Linked DNA regions of Homo sapiens: region 1 is linked to region 2. Evidence: chromatin contacts called from ENCODE Hi-C or POLR2A ChIA-PET data. All regions are on one chromosome and are shown on one strand. Each heading gives the region's core, a stretch centred on a gene start or an enhancer-like site at or near the end of the contact. The rest is flanking DNA. Distances are from core to core; before and after follow the strand shown. Region 1 overlaps SEMA3D (semaphorin 3D). Region 2 overlaps SEMA3D (semaphorin 3D).

What was found. A loop is a pair of places that touch in the nucleus more often than their neighbours do. ChIA-PET counts read pairs that join two places held with the same protein, here RNA polymerase II (POLR2A). Pooled maps may share reads with other maps.
Region 1: a loop to region 2 is called in a map of PC-3, with 2.8 times the contacts of the local background. The contact joins two enhancer-like sites. A Hi-C loop is called at or near these places in 6 of 168 maps with a recorded cell type or tissue (PC-3, aorta, ascending aorta and 3 more) and 3 of 50 pooled maps. POLR2A ChIA-PET finds 5 or more read pairs at or near these places in 1 of 52 experiments (Panc1).

Annotation. Positions count from the first base shown.
Region 1 is chr7:85,159,113-85,161,812 of GRCh38, forward strand. All of the region lies in intron 1 of SEMA3D (semaphorin 3D), which reads right to left. Among named protein-coding and RNA genes, the nearest start is that of SEMA3D, 27 kb to the right of the region's middle. Within about 2 kb of position 1,304, at least 3 of the 41 ENCODE cell types and tissues checked have a DNase peak (open chromatin) inside an H3K27ac peak, as active enhancers do.
Region 2 is chr7:85,102,281-85,104,980 of GRCh38, forward strand. All of the region lies in intron 3 of SEMA3D (semaphorin 3D), which reads right to left. Among named protein-coding and RNA genes, the nearest start is that of SEMA3D, 83 kb to the right of the region's middle. Within about 2 kb of position 1,256, at least 3 of the 41 ENCODE cell types and tissues checked have a DNase peak (open chromatin) inside an H3K27ac peak, as active enhancers do.

The DNA.
Region 1 (2,700 bases), core at 54-2,553, 57 kb after region 2:
GACCCTGATATTCTCTTATTTTGACAATGACTGGCTGCACTTTCAGCTAAAAATTTGTAACCTAGTATAAACACATAAATCAACTGTCAGTAAGGGTAGAGGAGGGTGTTAAATTGCAGTTTCCAGGCCATCATCTTCAAATTTTTCATTGCAGCAAGTCAAAGAGGGGTGATAAGGAATCTGGATTAATCATGAAAACACTCCAGGTGGTAGGACAGAATCTACCCCTTTTTAACAGTCATTGACTTTAAAATTGGTTCCCAAATCTAAAGTGCCAGACTCAAATTTTCCTCTAACTCTAGTCCTCATCTGTCTTTATTACCTAATTCATGAACCATTACATTATTTTCCATCTTCTGTCACTTCCATCCTCTGGTCATATACAAACCACATGTGTACTCTGAAGGTGTTTTGATGCAATTGATTTGGTAGGCAATGGGGAGCCATGTGTTGTTTTATAAACAAGAAAGACAAACTTTTCAAGTGGTCAAGGTTCTTCTCAATATTATCCAAAAATTTATTATGGCTTTATCTCTAACTAGGCTTCTAATTTGTGAATAAAATGATGTCTTATTCTCACTTAATCATCGTAGTGCTGAACTCCACTCCAGTTATGGGTGAGAACACAGTGACAGAATGTAAATGATTTGATGTAGCTGCAGAGCTATTCACTTTGACAGCAGGCTATCTAATACCAGTGCATACTCTTTCCTTCACACTGTCCTGCAGATAGTAGGATTTCAGTAACCATTATATGACTGGAGGAAGGAAGCAAGAAAGATAGGAAAGAAGGAAGTGAAGGAAGAGAGAATGACCAACTAGTGTTCAAGAAACACAAGCCATAAGTTCTACGGTAACTACTCCAGAGGTATCATATCTACCACATCTCTCCATGAACTATATCATTTGTGGATTAAAAACTGAACTGTTATTTTATTGAACTGCAAACAGTAATACTGAAAATAATATATATCTCAATTCCACTTTGATAAAATTGAGTTTTCAAGCCTAACAGGATAATGTCAAGCTACTTATTGATCTGATAGAAAACAAAAAGGTAAGGCATTATATAAATACAAGTAAATACGTGTTTTTTTTACCATTGAAGTGTGAACGAAATTGATATGGTTAAGAGATGGATGAACATGCAGTCAGAATGACAGAGATTACTATCAACCCAGCATGAAAGTATAGGACTGGGAAGATAATGGGTCTGATGAAATATAGAAAAAAAAATAAGGAAGTCAATAAACACATGAATAAGATCTGAGTCAGGCAGAATGAGTAAAATAAATACTATAAAGAACAAGAGAGACAGAGTCATAGTGAAAGAGAGAGAGAAATTGAAACTGAGATTTCCACGATGGAAAAAGAATTAGCCAGAAGGCAGCTTAGGCAAATGGGGGCGATGCGGTTTGCCTGACTCTCTGCCTGTAGAAACACGCATCATCATTCTAATGAGAACCTTGGGGAACAAGAAAACATCATAGCAGCACAGGAGGTAATGGGACCCTCCTAAACAGGACTGGTGGGACTGCACCTGGTGTTCAGACCCAGGCTTCTCATTATCCAAAAGGTGCAGGGAAGCTGGAAGGAGTTCAGAGACATGATGGAAAAATGATTAAGATACAAAGAAAGATGATTTCTGATGGAAGATTAAAGCACTAAAGAAGCTCAACTTGGATGAGCAACAAGTTGATAGACAAAGTACCTCTCTGCAAACCAGTAAAAGATATCAAAACTCTGGGGGAAGAAAGTATTATTTAATTTTTTACTAGGAGAAGAGGTTTATGAAGAATAATTGCAATGAAGCAGAAAAGAAGTCAACCCTAAAATTAGGAAGTGAAGTATAAAAATGCAAGCAATGACTACTTGCACGTATGGAGGAGGGGAATGGATAACATCAGTCGGACAATGTAAATAAAATACAGGCAACTTGACCACACAGAGGGTGACCATGATTCTGGAAGACAACACAATCAACATAAAATAAGGAAATATCAGAAAATTAATAATAATTCAAACTCAATTTCCAAAGGGACTAAAAATTTTAGCTTTATCTTCCATGTTTTGTTGTTACACTAGTCTTCACCTGAAATAGTAAATTAATTCAGCAGTTTCCAGAAGGGAACTAAATAAAATCAAATAATTGGTCCTTTTAACATGGCTTACAGTGATTCTTTGTGTTGGTTTGCAAATTAATATTTTAAAATATTAAAATGTGAATGAATCACTCACATAATTAGCAATAGGGGTAAATATAAAATATATAAATAACATATAGATAGATACAGAAATAAATCATAAATATTTTATAATGTTTTAATCATAAAATTGTTCCTCCCTCCCCTGCTGTAACTTTGCAGGGTATGAAAAACCCAGGCACCCATGGCCTCTGGAGGGGCAAAGAAGACAGGGCTGGAACTGAGGATGGTTGCGGGTGGAGTAGGCGGGGAGAGTTGCAAGAAGCAGGAAGAGAGGAAAACAACTACCATTCACGTAGGAGTGAGATGGCTCTTCACAGAAGGAAGCAAACAATTCTTAGGTGGGACTTACTTAACCATATGTTGCATGTACATATAGGCCAATCTGTGTTTTTTTCTATGAATCACTCTGTAATACCCATTATAGGAAGAAACTGAACTACCCACACAGGTATTATTTTTGGATTATGATATTTGAGTTAGCAAAACAGGTATG
Region 2 (2,700 bases), core at 6-2,505:
ACACATGTTACTCCAGGTTGCACGTACATACTGCACTTCTACTATGTCTCCTACTCTGGAGTGTGACCTGTGTCAGGGCAAAGACCATGGTGTAATTATTTTGGAATTCCCAGCACCTAGCTCAGAGTCTGAGACAAATTCAGTGCTTAATAATTGTTTGTATGACTGAGGAAATGTGCTCTGCTGAAATATAGGGACTATGTTGGGTGGAAATAAGTGAGACTAGACATAAAGCCAGCATCTAGATGATTACAGCCTATGATGGCAGGTTGAAGATTTTGGTTATTATGCAGGTGATTTGAAGCTACTAAAATGTTTTATTCAGAAAAGTGGCAACAACTATAGCTGAGTGTTACAAAGATAAGTCTGGCTAAATTATCCAAGTGGATGAGAATGGGGAAAGGTGGGGTCAGGAAGACTATCCAGAGGTTCTGAAACATGGTGAATCCCTGAATTACGGCAATGAGAGGAGGAAAATGTTTAAGAGCTGTTTATGTCATTTTTTTGTCTTTACTTACACAGTGAGAAAAATAAATATAAAGTTGATATAGCCACTTGCTTTATTTTCTTTCATCATAACCAATTCTATGGGGTTTAGTTTCAAACCAACTTTACAAGAAAAAACAGCTGAAAAAACAGTGACTAACCTGGGGTATTATCATTTCCAAATGATTTAACATTGCCCTGTGACAATGCTAGCAGCAAAACGATTAAACATCCTTCAACAATTCATTGTAGCCAAATTAAATAATTAGATTTAGGCATTACATATTAAAATTTCTTAGGCTGACACACACATTATGAAAAGACTTTGGGACAGGGATTGGAACAAGTTCCCTCTTTTCCAACCAGCTTATCTTTCTTGTATTTCTGCCAAACCAAGCAAAGTCATTTTTGTTTCCACAGGATTATCAACCAAAACAGAAAAAAAATTGGTAATTTTAGAGCCTGTATCTTAACACGTAAAGCTAAGACACTCAGTGGATTTCATAAATCAGAAATGGATGCTGGCTCTGCTGGGTTCAAACTCATCAAAGTTGAATAATAATAATTTGGCAATACACTTCAGAGCTTTTTAAAAAAAATTCTAAACTGGAAATTCTTGGGCATGCGATTTTTGAGATTGTCCATAGTTTTAAAGCTTTTTGGACAGGAACTTTGTTTTTTTATTTTTCCCCTTGGGTAAAAGGGTGAGTGTGTTGCTTCACACGTGCCATTGAGAGGAGGCCAGCTCTGTGCTTGGTTAAACAGCCCCACCCTTCCTCGGGATGTCAGCAGCACTTACCTCTAGGTCCTAAATGACTCCTTTGTTTTATCTCCCTAAACCTTTGACCTAATCCACCATAATTCTTCTTTTTCACTGTTCCTTTTAGCAGTGCATTCTCCTATTACCTTGTTCCCAGTTTCTAATCTTAATCACCCAGATGTTCAAATTCCCACTTTTGTTCTAGCAACACAGTTTTGGAAAAAACTACAATCTCATTATTTCCAAAATTAATGAAGCAAGGACACGATTTTTTATTTATCTACTTGCTTAAATATAGAAATCATTGCATATTACAAATTTTGATGGATGGATGACACAGAGAAGATGTTCTTGACCCAGTACCAGTAAACCACCATGGGACAATGAAATGGTTCCGAGGATCGAATTTCATATAAACAACATGAAATTTTCACGTTTGTATGTATGTGTGCATTTTTTGAAGAGTTTCTTCATTTGTCTTTATTAACACCTCTTGATATCTTACCAGAAGTCACAGGGAGAAATATATGTTTTCCACATGTAGTTAGTAATCATATTTAAAATAATTTCCAATTGCTAGCACAAGAAAGTGAGTCACTACCCTCCCAAAATGTGACTTTTGCAGGCAATGACTGACTCATCTAAGAATACCAGGTATCTGCACATGCTGGAAAGACATTGATTACAAGTTTGACACACTCCTGTCCTCATGGAACTCACAGCCTAGTGGAGAGAAAATGTTCATCCACAACAAAAATGAAAATATACTTGTGACAAAGGACAACCATATAACATAGTAGACCATTAAGTATCTCTAATAGTAAAATGGAAATATCTTTTTATCTATATTTCCTTTAGCAAGCCTAATAAAATGAATCTCCTAATTGATAGCCAGATGCTCTGCTATTTAAGGGGAAGGATAAGGATTAGGTAATCTCTGCTCTTATTTGAAATAGTTTTGTTCTAAAAATAATTCTTTGTATCTCCCTTTTAGTGTCCCTTAATACAATTGTTCATTCAGCCTGGGGAAACATTTGACCCGATGGTCTATATTCTTCCTCTTCACCCCAGAAAGGAAGGGAGTGGTGAGTCATATTGAATCTAATAAATTTAGGATTAAGCAACACAGACTTCCTCAGTATTTGAGTGTTAAATGAACAAGATCCTATAACCTTGAAATCTTGCATTTATTGCCAGAGATCCCGAACTGGGTGGAGTTGTCAGTTTCTCTCACGAGAAGACTACATAGATTAAAAAAAAAAGAAAAGAAAAGAAAAGAAAAAAAATGCTTCCCACATCCTTTAAAGAACATTTTATGAAAGACAGAAATTCATGGGGCTAAAAAGAAAATCAGCTTTGGAGAAGCTTAACTTCCAATGTATTCCAATCTAGGGAGTAAAATTCCTCAGCAGAGAAACTTCACAACTAAAAATAGATCCAGATCAAAATACAGT